Regions from separate parts of the Homo sapiens genome. Here all the other regions are linked to region 3. A link is an interaction called in ENCODE POLR2A ChIA-PET data of the cell type or tissue named here. Cell type or tissue: GM12878. All regions are shown on one strand.

Region 1 (5,000 bases), 170 kb after region 3:
AATTCATAAACAAAAGTTTCCAAAATAGACGTGTCCCAAGTGTCTGCTTAACTTTTTAAGATCCACACCATAGAAGACATTCACACTCCCTTTCTAATTACATTTAAATGACAAACAGACACAAGCTACTAGACCAGATAAAATTTGTGTCTGATAAATAATTAGGTTCTTCTGATGGGTGTGGTTGTTTGTATGGATGTGAGTACAACTGTGTTGTGGTAAGAATATTCTCTATTTTTATCAATCTGAGATTATTTGTATCATTGTGATTACTGTTTTGTCTTAATTTTTCTACTAATTTGCTTTGATCAGTCTATTTGCCACTGAGGATCAGTTCATGTTTTCCCACTAGCCCAGGAGTTTCCAAAAAGAAAGGTACTGTCCCATAAAGCAAGTGAACTCTGTAGTTGTTATTTCTGTATTTTAGACTTCCTTTCCCTAAGGTTCAGAGATATGTAATCTGGTCATGTTGCTGTTGTTGTTTGTTTGTTTGAGAAACAGGGTCTTCTTCCGTCACCCAGGCTGGAGTACAATGGAGCATCACTGCCCACTCCAGCCTCAATGTCCCAAGGTCAGGCAATTCTTCCACCTCAGCCCCTGGAGTAGCTGGGACGACAGGTGCGCACCATCACACCTAGCTAATTAATTTTTTTTTTTTTTTTTTTAGAGGCAGGGTCTGGCCATGTTGCCCAGGCTGGTCTCTAACTCCTAGGCTCAAGAGATCCTCCCAACTTGGCCTCCCAAAGTGTTGGGATTACAGGTATGAGCCATGGCACCCGGCCTGATATGATCGTGTTTCTATGAGAGTCCTTTCCCTGCCTGTCAGGAGGATCACCTCAGTGGGATGCACAGAGGGTTGGTTATGTTCTGCCTCCAAGTCATGGTTCTGGAGAGGCAGAGTTTCCTTGTGGAAACCTCTGATGATATCACAGATTCTCCTTCACATGCCCAGAACATCGGGGAAAGCCCAAGGCATGCTGCAAATATTCAGCTGTCTTGAACAAGTCTTCTCTGAAAACTACCATCTTTGTGTTTCTGCTCATGATGTAACATGTCTAAACACCCACCTGTCCAATGCATCATGGGAATTATGTCGGTTGAGCACCACCCTACCGTAATTTTCATCTCTGCAAAGAAAGAACAAAAGTATGTCACATAGAAAGTTACCACAATGTTGACCAAGCACTAAATGAGAGAGACATGCGGGCGAGCTCCCAATTTTTGGCAAGGTTAATTCATTTTACTTCAGTTGTGAGAACACAAAATTATGTATCTATTTTAACCAGTCACCACTTGAAAGAGCATGAGAAAAGAAACAAGTTTGTCAGTACAAATGATCATTTATCCCATGAGGTTTCCACATGATTCAACAATGAATGAGTGTTGTGTTGTGTTGTGTTGTGTTGTGTTGTGTTGTGTTTTATCAGACTGTGGGAATATGAGCCCATTTACTTTATATGTATTAGAAGAGTCCTTTTTGGCATGAAGTCAAATACAAAAGCTTTCCACAAATTGTGTTTAAGTTTAAGTAAGCCCATTACGTCTGGGTATGTTGGTGGACTTGACAGTTCTCCTTCATAAAATGTGGGAAACTCAGTACCAATATTTGTGGTTAAGGAGATTTATAATTCACAGGAGACCTAGCCTACTTTTGAACCATGAGAATACAGTTTGCTCTAGTTAGTTGTTAAAATAATCCTATGAATTAGGCAGCGAAGACACTGTCATATCCAGTTCACAGATGAGAAAACTGATAGGGGATTTTGTGGCTTTCCTAAGACCACAAGGTTAGCAAGTAACAGAGGTGGGTCTAGGACCCAGATATTTTCATTCCAAATCATTGCTTTTCCTACTGGTCAACCCTACAATCGACCTTCATATGTAAAATCTCAAAGTAATATCATTCTTACTTTGTACAGTGGAACTGAAAGTACAGGCCCTTTCAGGAAATGTCAAAACACGTAGTGAAGTCTTTGGATTTGAGCCAAGGCAGAAAGTAACTGAACCTATTTCATGTCAACCCAACAAAACCTGAAATACCACATTTTTCCTGGTTATGCTCTACTAACATTACTTAACACTCTGGTACCTTTTTTTTTTTTTTTTTTTTTGTAAGACAGAGTCTTGCTCTGTCGCCCAGGCTGGAGTGCAGTGGTGCGATATCTCGGCTCACTGCAACCTCTGCCTCCTCGGTTCAAGCAATTCTCCTGTCTCAGCCTCCTGAGTAGCTGGGATTATAGGTGCCCGCCAACACGCCCGGCTAATTTTTGTATTTTTAAAGTAGAGACAGGGTTTCTTCCTGTTGGCCAGGCTGGTCTCAAACTCCTGACCCCAAGTGACTTGCTCGCCTCGGCCTCCCAAAGTGCTGGGATAACAGGAGTGATCCACCACGCCCGGCCTCCGGTACCATTTTTAATGAAGCTATAAAAGAACTGTAGTAGACAATTAAACAGAAACATAAACAGTAAAAATGAAACAATGCCAGCAAATATACATTCTCAAAGACCCCGAGAGAACTTTCCTATCTTCCTCCATATCTCTTAATGAAATTTTTGAAAGAGGAGCAGATACCAGACATGTTTTTATCTGAGGCGGAATTATAACACACAGCCCAGAACTGGGCTGGGGGAATCAGGGAAGCATCAAAGCCAATTTTCCCTTCATTCAGTAGCTCCTATGCCATCCAAGCTGGCTTCCCTGGGTTTTCCTGGGAAAGCATGCCTGGCATAAAAGCAACATTCCTCCCAACTGTGATTTGTCTTATACATTCTATCGTCACTCGTCTGTGTAAATATTGGCAATCCAAAATGTATGGTCTACATGTCACATGACACTATCACTACAGAAAATTGGAAATGCTTTGACAGAAGCAATAAATGCTGTTTCATGGAAGGAAATGATTGTTGTCCAATAGTGCTAACTCCAAAAGTTAGTGTGAGTCTCTAAATCTCTAAACACCCATATATTTCCTTGAAATAATACTCAATAACAGAAATTAATAGATATTTTAAATTTAACATTCACAAGAATGCCCCTCAAATAACCATATCTGCAGAGTTTGTAGATAGTTTAGAGTAAGTATCCTATAATGCAGGATTTCCCAACTGCAGGACTATTGACACTTTGGGTTTGATAATTTTTTGTATGGGAGCTGTCCCGTGATTTATAGGATGTTTACCAGCATCCCTGTTCTCTACGCATTAAATACCAGAAGCACTCCTCAATTTTAACAACAAAAATGTCTCCCAACCTTGCCAAATGTCTGCTGGAGGTAAAATTGCCCCTGGTTGAGAAACATTCGTGTAATGGAAAAACAATGGGCCATGTTAAAATCTCAACTCTACCACTAAATAGCTATGTGCCATTAGACAAGTTACTTAGCTTCTCTGAGCTCAGATCCCTCTTTTGTAAAATGAGGAGATATAACACCTACGTTGTGTTTTATTGTAAAATTAGTGGTGCTTTATATGTAAAGTATCTAACACCAAGCTTAATAACAAAGAAATCATAAAATGTCTACATAATTTATAATATACACATAACATAATATATAATCGGACAAATACCTATTGCTGGACAAATACCTATTGCAAATCTATATTGCCAATGAGGCTATATGCCTATGGCCATAGTTTTCAAATCTTTAAACCTCTCAGCTAGTAGAAGCAATGCTCAAAACAAACAAAATTTTGTTGGTTGTAAGTACTTACAAAGTAATACCATATATCCCACCTTCCCAGTACTTAGAAGTAGATGGAACTAAAATAAGTCGGTAATTTTTTAAATTTCTCTTGTACATACCAAAATTTTATATGTTAAATTTGGAATTACACTCTTTTTGTTTATTTCAGCTGACATGATCAACAGAGCAGGATTGTCCGATCATGGATTAACTGTTACCTTTTTGGAAACTGGAAAGTCATGTTTTCTTTTCAGTTTACCAAGTAAGCACAAACATCTATCCTAGGTAATAACCAGGCTCTCTCTCAGTAATGACTCACACTCTCTTATGCATGTGGATATTTAAAATGGCAGAAATATTCTTGAAACTCTGATATGTAACCTATTTGTGCTTACTAAGTCTCACCAAAAATTAGACCATGCAACAAAGTGTTTCAGGAGAAAAGTATTCACTTTTCAGATGAGCATTAGCTTCCCAAACAGATAATGCCTCTCTCTGCCCTTCTGTCCACCCACCACGCTCCACACCAGCTTACTTTTCTTCTTCAGGGCGTTTCTTTATCCAACTGTTATCCTGTAAGAAAGTTCTTCTTTTGTTCACCTCGTGAAAATCCTGCTGCTTCCGTGTGGTTCCCTGAGTGGTGCTCTTCATCTCTATCAACAGAAACATGAAAGACTGGAAGATGTAATAGTGTGGAGTTGAGCGTGGGCTTGTTAACCTGAAAATCCTGAGAGGCACATCTGATTGGCCAGCATCAATCTGGGCTGGCAAGTCCAGTACTGTTTCAAAGTAGGATGCACCAGCAAGAAAGAACAGATCCCACACCCCATCACCAAAGATAACACATAAAGTTGCTCAGGTGCCAACTGAAACTGCCAGTGCCACTCATGAGGCCCCATCCAGTTCCTGGGAAAGGAGAACTCCCAGCCTGGGATAAACTGAGCCAGGATTTAGTGGGTTGGCCTTTTTACCCCATAAGAAATATACCCTGGAAGCCCACAAAAGACTGTTTTTATAATACATAGTAATAGTCAATAAGTCCTGGTCATTTGATTCTAAGTAACTTAATTCTTTTATCCTGTAAGAGCCAAACACAAAGAAGGTCATATTTTTAAAAAGATATTTTTATTAATTTTAAAAAAATTGAATTCCAATTACATGACTAAAAGCTGCGACAAGTATACTTTTTCTTAAGCCTAACTTTGCAATGCTAATTAAATTAGACTGTTGTTTCTAAGCATTCAATATCTGTATTAAAGAATTGAGATCTGTGAGTTGTTTTTCCAAAATTTTAAAGTTTTCTGAGTGAGAGAAACAT
Region 2 (5,000 bases), 750 kb after region 3:
ATTGCTTCCAGAATCTCACTTTCAAATTTCTTCACAGGCAGTAACTCTCGCTCCTGCAAGATTGCTGGCAAATCATGATCCTGTTCCAACTGGTACACCAATTCATTCTTGAGGTCCAAGCTTATTTGCTCTGGAGAAGCAAAAGCCAGAGGTCCCTCAGCAATGTCGCTAGTAGTCCAAGGATTCCATCTGGATTGTGGAGGTGACCGAGGAACTATACCCACTTGGTTTTGTCACTGAGATGGTTCAAAGTGAGCCAATTTGCCAATGTTGAGTGCAACTGGCATAGAAGGATCTTCAGGCGGGGGCATAATCTCAAAATTTAGCTCTCAAATGATGTTTTGTGGCTGATGCTCTAAATCTTGAGAGAGGTTTACTTTGTAAGGTTCCACTCTCTCTCCTTCCTTCTTTGTAAGTCTGAAGTAAGCTTCAACCACTCCAAGATGGTAGAGTTGTCTGACTAGTGACAGGGCACAGGACTGTGCTGCCAATTTCTTATTTGATCCATGTTCATGTGCAGAAATCCTTCTGCCCAGCTGCTTGATGTAAATGGTTATTTCTGCAGTAAAGCTCCTGTTGTGATCAGGACCCACTTGGGTGTACTTATATTCTCCTTGGATTTTTTCTTTCTGAAAATATTGGTTTAGATGAGTTTTAGCATTTTCCAAGGTCCAGTTTCCATGAAGCCCAGCATTTAAATCCACTTCTTCTGACTCTAGAGTCGCTTGCACTTCTTGTTCTTCCTTTCTTGAGTAGTAATCCTTCAAGTTGGCTCCTTGGTCCCAGGAACACCATAGCCAGAGGCCCCTACCTCAGAATTATTTTCAGCTTTGAGAGCCAGATGTGGCGGAAGAGGACCTCCCATGGTTGTTGGTAAACCTCCTTCAGCATTTGCTGTAGTGTCAGGAATATCAGTAAGTGGGGGCAGAGATGCAACCCCAAAAAGCTGGAACTTCTTCACTCTTCATTTATTTGAACCAAATAGTTAACAAAGTCTCTGGCAGCATTGCTCTGTGCATCTTTTTTATTGGTGGAATTTCCTATGCCACTGTAATTATACCCTTCCACCTGAACCTCACACAAGAATTTCTGCCTACTTTTGTTCCCCAATGCTCTAATTTCATAGGATGGAGTCATCTTCCTTTTGCCTCACCAGGCATACAGAAAATTTTTAATATCACCCATGATTGAAGTGTCTTCTTCAGATCAGCCTATGCTTCCTGGTTCCCAGCTCTTAGGACCGTGTGGCTCTGGCCTTCCACAAAGACAACAGAGACACGCACAACAACTTCCATAAAGGACTTGGCAAAAAAAAAAAAATTAAGTAGAAAAGAAAGGAGGTTGTTATGACACTTTATGATTTACTGTGGTTTGAGAGAAGTACTGTTTTCTGGTAATTTTGAGGCTGGTTTTATCAGTCCAGGCTAATGAATACGAGGGCAGATTAAAGTCCAAGCTAATTTTTAGTTTCTCATTTACAATCTCATTTTTTATTTTAGGCGTTAAAAGCATTATTCTGAGAAGGGGCTTCACCAGTTTGCCTAAGAGCTCCGGCCCTAGACACACTAATTTCCTACTCCTTTTTTTCTTTTTGAGACAGGGTCTCACTTTGCCACCCAGGCTGGAGTGCAGTAGTGCAATCACAGTCACTGCAGCCATAGCCTCCTAGCTCAAGTGATCCTCCCATCTCTCAGCCCCTATAGTAGCTGGACTACAGGAATGTACCAACATGCCCAAATAATTTTAAATTTTTTGTAGTGATAAGGAGTCTCACTACGTTCCCAAGCTGGTCTCGAATTCCTGGGCTCAAGCGATCCTCCTGCTTTGGCCTCCCAAAGTGCTGGAATTAAAGGCATGAGCCACAGAGCCTGGCCCTGACACAAATATTCATGTAAGAGGTTAAGAAAATCTTAAAGGTAACCAAAAATTAATGAACCCCCAAAGTGTTTCTGAAACTTGGGTATACTAACCTGTTGTTTACATGATAAACTGGGCTAAACAAATACATCAACTATACGTACATCCTATTTTCAGAGTTTCGACAATTTCACTTGCCTAAAGCATCATTTATTTTAGTTCAAAGATAATTTTATTTTCATTTTTATTTTGAGACAGGGTCTCGCTCTGTTGTCCAGGTTAGAGTGCAGTGGCATGATCATGACTCACTGCAGCCTTGACCTCTCAGGCTCAAGCGATCCTCCCACCTCACTTCCTGAGTAGCTGGGACTACAGGCCTGTGCTACCATGCCTGGCTAATTAAATAAAATGTTTTTGGTAGAGTCAGAGTCTCACTTTGTTGCCCATGCTCCTGGGCTCAAGTAATCCTCTTGCCTCAGCCTCCCACAGTGTTGGAATTATAGTCGTGAGCCACTGTGCCCGACCCAAAGATAATTTTAAAAGCATCATTTAAGTGTGAATTTAATAAAATTAAAATTTATAATATTCACTGAAGGCAGAGATTAGAGTGAGACATCTACTTAATAGGTAATACTTAAAAACAAACTGTGGAGCCATAAGGAACACCTTACCCTAATCCTAAATCAAGTGATTTGGATTTATTTTGCTTATTACATTACATTGTTTAGACAATTCTTTAATCTTGTACTTGTTTATTGAATATATTTTTTAGTTCTGTTATGATCGATTTATCAATAGCCGCAAGAAAATTGGCTTCAGAACAAAAACTCTTTTCTTTGTGTTGTTAAATAAAATGTATGAGAGGCCATGGTTTTGAACTGAGCCCCTGCATTAGGTCGCAACAGATTGAACCAAAATGGGGTCGCTCGTGCTAAGTAATCGAACTGTAATCAAACTGAAACGTAAACGGGAAAATTCCCAAAATAGACTGGCTTTTCGTAAAAACAAGAGATTCACAGCAAGCAATCAGAAAGGGCCCAGTCAGCCTAAGTCAGCATGTTAAGGAAGTCCTCTCTGCTTTAACCCTTTATAAGTAAAGTAACCTGAAGTAAACTGATGTTAACCAATTCACTTTTTGTATTCCTGTTTCCCTATTTCTGTTCAAGCTACCTTAGGAAAACCAACTGGTCTGCCAGGCTCATTGAAGCTCCCTCTATTTTGATTAGCAACTGCCTGTTTTATGAGTCACTAATAAAAGCCAATTAGACATTTTAATCAATTTTGTTGATTTTTTTTTTCTTTTTTTGAGACAGAGTCTTGCTCTGTAGGCCAGGCTGGAGTGTAGTGATGCAATCTCGGCTCACTGCAACCTCTGCCTCCCTGCCTCAGCTTCCCGAGTAGCTGGGATTACAGGCATGTGCCACCAGGCCCACATAATTTTTGTAGTTTTAGTAGAGACGGGGTTTCGCCACATTAGCCAGGCTGGTCTGAAACTCCTGGCCTCAGGTGATCTGCCTGCCTCTACCTCCCAAAGTGCTGGGATTACAGGCGTGAGCCACCGGGCCCAGTCAAATTTTTTTTTTTTTTAATCAACGTATATCAAGGAAACTAAAGGGGTACAAACCATTCAGTGAACAGAAATACACTAGTATCAAGGTTTTGACAGAGATGACATTTACTATTTTTAATCTTTCCAACAACTCTATGAAAAAGGTGCTACTTCCTACTTTCAGCCTGAGGAAACGTTGGTACAGATATTTTGAGTAATTTCTCGGGATCACATAAGGCAGTGAGGGTGGAGTCAGGTTTGATCTTGGGCACTCAGACCTACACTAAGTTATCCTGCTTTTCAAATTCACTCCTTGTCCTCCTTTTCCTCCTCATCTGCAGTGATGACGGATGCATGTGTGTTTTCCACAAGCAGTTGCTCTTTGCCCTGTCTGGTGTCACACCACGTTTACATCCTCTTTCTAAATCTAGGCATCGTTGACAGTAAATATCCTACTGGGTCAAGAGCTAGAATCACCCTCGGGGATTTACAGTACTCCATCTGTCACTTATGAGCAGCAATCTACCTCCAGGTTAAGAAAGGTAGGTTTCTTCTTGAAAGTAAATGCAGGGTTTATTCAGCACCCAGGACATAAAGGCTTAGTGAATTTTTATCAGAGGAACATGGGACTAATAATTTAAAGATCCAGTAGGGAAAGTAATGTTTGCTGGATATTGCAGATTTCATCTTTTAATAATAAAGGAATAGTTCCTCTTTTCCCGCTGGAACCATGGAGAGTGTCAAAGAGAAGAAGAAAAAGTTTCCTGCTGTACCAGAAACCCTTAAGAAAAAGCGAAGAAATTTCACAGAGCTGAAGATCAAATGCCTGAGAAAGAAGTTTGCCCAAAAGATGCTTCGAAAGGCAAGGAGGAAGCTTATCTATGAAAAAGCGAAGCACTATCACAAGGAATATAGACAGATATACGGAACTTAAATTTGAATGGCAAGGATGGCAAGCAAAGCCGGCAACTTCTATGTACCTGCAGAACCCAAATTGGCATTTGTCATCAGGATCAGAGGTATCAGTGGTGTGAGCCCAAAGGTCCGAAAGGTGTTGCAGCTTCTTCGCCTTCGTCAAATCTTCAGTGGAAACTTTGTGAAGCTTAACAAGGTTTCAATTAACATGCTGGGGATTGTAGAACCATATATTGCAGGGGGTACCCAAATCTGAAGTCAGTAAATAAACTAATCTACAAGCGGGGTTATGGCAAAATCAATAAGAAGCGAATTGCTTTGACAGATAACGCTTTGATTGCTCGAACGCTTGGTAAATATGGCATCATCTGCACGGAAGATCTGATTCATGAGATCTATACTGTTGGAAAATGCTTCGAAGAAGCAAATAACTTCCTGTGGTCCTTCAAATTATCTTCTCCATGAGGTGGAAAGAAGAAAAAGACCACCCATTTTGTAGAAGGTGGAGATGCTGGCAACAGGGAGGACCAGATCAACAGCTTATTAGAATAATGAACTAAGGTGTCTACCATGATTATTTTTCTAAGCTGGTCAGTTAATAAACAGTACCTGCTCTCAAAAAAACAAAGAATAACTTTTCTTCAAATATCTGGTCAATGAATGATATTGTACAGAAGAA
Region 3 (5,000 bases):
ACATTTATTCCACGGAAATCAGAGTTTTATAATTATTCTTGACACTAAGTTTAAAAGGTCAAGTGTTTCTTAGGTTTTAATAGGAAACATAATCTTAATGGATAAGGCATCTAATCATAATTAAAGGATTAGACCTTATCTACTTCTCAGATCTTAACCCACTGCACGATCACACATCTAATGCTCTTCCCTCATGACTATTATCGGATCCTTCTGCGGGACTTCTTTAACCAGGACAACAGTCTCAAAGTAGAGCTGAAACATAAAGGTCAGAAAGGGGAAGTTATCTTGACTATCAACTTGTTTCCACTTAATCATTGGTCAAAACTGAAGATAAGACAACAGCTTTAAGCACACCAGATCAAATCCAGTATTATCCAGGACCAGAGTGACTGCTACAACTTCACAAGTCATCTTCTGACTTCCCATCTGCAATTAATAGTGGAGATTTAAAAAAAAAAAATGTAGTAGTAATTACACTTCAAAGGCATGTTTAAAAATTCCCTTTTATAGAAGCCATTTTCCCTTTAGGTCTGTGTGTCTGCTATAGTTTAAATCAAACTTAATAATTTAATCTTAAAAGAACAAAGAAGAAGACTGATCTAATAATTTGGCAACGATGAGATGTTGTCAAACAGATTACAGACGGCTGCTTCCAATTTAGACTACAGCCACAATGCAAGCTGACAACCAGCTAGAATAACTTACAGGTTCTACACTGAAATCATGAGGTAAGGTAAGCAATATGTTACAGAATCTAATTACATGAAGAAATAGGCTAAATAATCTCATGCTGAAAACAGAGGGCCCTCCCTCTGAAAGGACAGACTAGATTTTTACTAAGAGTCTTCACGCCTATGACTGGGTAAAGTGTGGTGGCAAATCCAAGCTTTTAGAAAGCACTGTCAGTTATTGAATGGAAGAGTGATGAGAAGAGAATTTGTATAATCCTTCCTCCCCAGTGTCTCTGATACTAAAAGACTCTTCTTTGAGTTATGGCTTATCCCAGTAACAGAAAAGGCCTCTGACCCACTAATCTTAAGAGACGATAGAAAGTAAATATACAAATTCAGAGTTCTGACCAAGGGAAAACTATCTTTGGCCCTAAAACTAACCCATTCATGATTTTATTAAAATACCTGCACACAAAACAACACTAAAATATACATTAAAGGCCTAAAACAGGAGTCTCTTTTCCTTCCCCACCCAGGCCCACTTTCCACTTTGTTTTTCATAATTTCAATACAATTACATAATTAGTATATAACTTTAAATAGACAATAGAAAATCCAATCATCGCCTTGTTGGTATCTGATTTCCCACCATGAAAGGTTATTTAGTATATATGCACCTTCTCCGTATCCATCTCCAGATTTGACAGTTCTATTTTTACACTGTCAAGGTTTACTGGATTTTCATTCTGTTTTATAGCTGTGATTGGGATAGCTATAAGGTGATCACTAGATACGACAGGACCAAGGTAAAGAAAGTAATTTTTCTGCTCTAGAACACAACTACCAGGTGAAGAACATCACAAGCCTGAGAGTCAATCACTGTCTTATTTCATCTTCATCTTTCTCAGCTTCTCCTAGGTCATCTCCGAGGCTACTGTTTTCTAGATCTCATGTGATCTTTTTTCCTTGTACGTTTCCCACTGTTAAAATAGGGTGCACAAAGGGTAAAACTTTCAACCATTTTAAGATAAAATCCAGACTTTGCATAAGCAAAAGTTTCTTTTGCTCCTACACTTATTTGCTTCGGTACAGGATTATAGTTTGAAAATAACTTTCTTCCTTAAAACTTTAAAGACAATATTAATTTTTTATCTAGCATCCAATATTACTTATAAAATGTCTGAAATTTGTTATACTATAGATAAACTCCCAATAATGTTCAAATGAAGGAATAGTTTATCTTTAATTCTGGAAAATCTGAAATTCAATAACCAGGAGATCTAGGTGCATGGCTTTTTTTCATCTATCTTAGTTCATCCTGAGGATCTGTCAAAGAAATTTTCTTCTATTATTTACTGATTATTTCCTTTGTTCAGTACGTTCCTGCTTCTAGAACTCCTGTTAAAACATGAGAGGTTCTGGGTCTGTCTTCTTTTGTCCCCTCACTTCTCTCATATTTTCCATCCCATTTTGGTAGATTCCTTTGGCCAACTTTCAGAGAAGCAGCTTGGTTCTTAGCCCTGTCCATTCTTCCTTCAATATGTCTAAGAAATTAAAAATGACCAAAAAACTTATGATTTAATTGCTTGTTTTCCCAGCAGGTATCCTTTTACTGATCCAACTTCATTTATCTGAAAATGCTATAAAAATGGAAGACCAGACTGAGCATGCATATGCAAATACATATACACAAGTACAGGACACACCCGATGACAGCAAATCTGCATTTCAAAAGCCTAGTAAATTTAAATACACTGTTTCTTGAAATACAACCTTACAACTATGACAGTAGAAAAAAATTAAACTCACAAATTGACAAGAGCTCCAAAACTCAAATATATTAAACTTATTACTATATAGAAGTTTAAAGCTCCCAAATATTATAAATAATTGAGAACATCAACAAATCAAACCCTTATGTTTCCGAAGTAAATTAAGTGTCACGAGAACTTGGCCACATTTTCATCTACCATTTCTCACATTAGTCACATAAGAAATTTGGGATATTAATGAAAAAGAAGAAAACATTCCCAAGTTTATCTAAGACTCTCCCTTAAAAATTGCTAAAGCCTAACCTTACCCATGTTCCAAAGAATTTCTAAAACCACCATTTCACTCTCCACAGTTCACCAGATTTCCAAAAAAGGCTCTGCCTTCTAAGACAATTCAGGTAATATCCTGTAGCTTAGCTGTTCAGTTACATCACTCCTTTACTAAAAATTATTCAAAGGTTTTTCAACCATTTTAAGATAAAATCCAGAATCTTTAACTGCCCTGAAGACGCTGCACACATGTCTAGTTTCTAGTTTCATTTAGAGTCATTTCCCTCCATTACACCCCAACCACAACAGCCTGCCGTTTCCTCACATTATGTCCCACTGCAGGGCCTTTCCACATGCTATTGCTATCCTTCCTCTCCAATGTCTCTGAGACTGAAAGACTCTTCTTTGAGTTATGGCTTATCCTAGTGACAGAAAAGGCCTGGGACACTCTTCCTCACCTCCTCCTCCCGTTGGATGGACGAACAGATGGACACACGGACACACACACACACACACAGAGTTACTGGCTTAACTCCCACTGACTCTCCGGTCCCAGCTGATGCCTCACGTCTTTGGGAAATCATTTTCTGATCATACCCCTGGGTCAGGCTGCCATTCGCATCATTATGCTTCTTTTATGGGACAGGAAGAACAAAGAACTGCTATCTTGTCATCTGTTTTTTGCATCAGAATGCATGTTCCCAAGGCCAGGCACTGAGCTCATCTTGCTTGCCACTGCACCCTGTATTTAGCACTGACTGTACCTAATAAGTACTCAACACATTTCATGTATTGTAATCATCTGATCAAGCCCCAGTGTTTCAGAAAAGAGAGTCTAGAAAGTCTTGCTTTAAACCTGACTATTCTGTAGAGGTCCCAAGAAACAGGTACCAACACCTACCAAAAAAAAAAAAAGAATTTCACTATGATAGAGTCAAATTTAATCAACCGTCACAGTAGTATGAAAGCAGTAGACAACTACTTTGGGAGAATCTCTATTGTTTTATTTTTTCCTTGGTGGAGATAGGTAACAAAATAGCATGTCAATAATAAATTCACCAGAACAACCATTATTGTTTATTTTGAAAAACACTTTTCGAATCATGGTAGAAATGCAAAGTGAAACCAAAGGAAAAAAAAACACATGGAAACACAAGTACAAATTAGCAAAAGAAAAAAGGATTACTTAAGGAAATTTGGCAAACACATATCAGGTTGTAGGGTATAATGGACTGAAACTGCAAATTTCATAGAAGCACAATCCCTTATTATCTGTTACTGTACTAAATCATTGCCAATACTGAAGTAAATGCACTGGGGCTATTCTGAACATAAGAGCAAAGCAACATAAAGATGTGATGAAATCCCACAGCTATGACAATGCATTTTCCATTTTCAGCACACAGGAATGATAGCATGTATCAGGAGACCCTGTCTCTGCACAAAAATTCCAATATGATTCCAGATTGTTTTTCCAGTGAGAAAAGAAATTCTTTACAAAGCTTACCCAAAATGAACCTCACAGACTAAGTTTTAATTTTGTGTTCCAAGTTTGACAGAGCATCTCGAGACTAGAAATATGAGCTAGTGGAGATAACATCTTGGGCCAAGCAAGGAGAGACTGGACAGGTTCCAGAAGACAGACATTTGATAAGCTTAATGTCTCAGTTCAATCTGTGTGGATTTTAACAAAAGAAAGGGTCACTCGCAGAACTGTGGATTAGTCTACAACTTTCTTCTTCATCAGCTAAATTTGGACATTAACACTCCTTTATAACAACTAAAATAAGATTGGGAACTGGTACCATATGAAGATAAAAGAAAAACTCAATGAATGGGGTAATTTCTATTCACATTTCCTTAGTATCTAATCCCAGAGGAAATGACAGATGGTCATAGCGAAACATGAGCCAAGGATATAATTGTGTAGGCCTCCACTATTTGTGAAAAGTACACCTACTCTGCTCAAATGTGACCTGTCCTGATTCAATAGTTATAGACATTCAAGTACCTTAAGCCAAGATAAGCTTTTATTAACTGGCCCCAAATTAACTGAGCCACATTTTGGGCGTTTCAAATTACTTAGATAAGCCTTTGATCATTATTTGGTTATTTAACATCCCAGCCTCATGCGTGAATTTACCAAAGACCCTAGATTAGCCTTATTTCAATTTAGGATATCAAGTGAGCTAATCCTACCCATGAAAGTTCTATGCAGTTTTGTTATTTTTATTCTAAAGGGGTAGAGGGGGGTTAGAAAGATGGGCGAGTTAGAAATGGAATA

The links. Peaks named below come from ENCODE experiments on the same cell type or tissue, not always from the same donor. Only the 100,000 strongest peaks of a DNase experiment are listed, where the experiment ranks them.
Region 1: POLR2A ChIA-PET joins it to region 3 with 8 read pairs; 1 of 35 experiments calls an interaction of 5 or more read pairs at or near these places.
Region 2: POLR2A ChIA-PET joins it to region 3 with 5 read pairs; 2 of 35 experiments call an interaction of 5 or more read pairs at or near these places.

What each region holds. Positions count from the first base shown.
Region 1 is chr13:77,555,931-77,560,930 of GRCh38, reverse strand. SCEL (sciellin) reads right to left here. Exons shown (of 33, transcript NM_144777.3): 3 at 4,218-4,335; 4 at 1,068-1,127. Among named protein-coding and RNA genes, the nearest start is that of SCEL, 23 kb to the right of the region's middle. In GM12878, no CTCF peak of the experiment used is centred here; a DNase peak (open chromatin) is centred at 1,990.
Region 2 is chr13:76,981,053-76,986,052 of GRCh38, reverse strand. It overlaps the pseudogene RPL7P44 and the pseudogene DHX9P1. Among named protein-coding and RNA genes, the nearest start is that of CLN5, 8.5 kb to the left of the region's middle. In GM12878, no CTCF peak of the experiment used is centred here; no DNase peak of the experiment used is centred here.
Region 3 is chr13:77,728,135-77,733,134 of GRCh38, reverse strand. The region is part of intron 2 of SLAIN1 (SLAIN motif family member 1); the gene reads right to left. Among named protein-coding and RNA genes, the nearest start is that of MIR3665, 33 kb to the right of the region's middle. In GM12878, no CTCF peak of the experiment used is centred here; a DNase peak (open chromatin) is centred at 3,024; H3K4me3 peaks cover 647 bases; H3K27ac peaks cover 1,460 bases.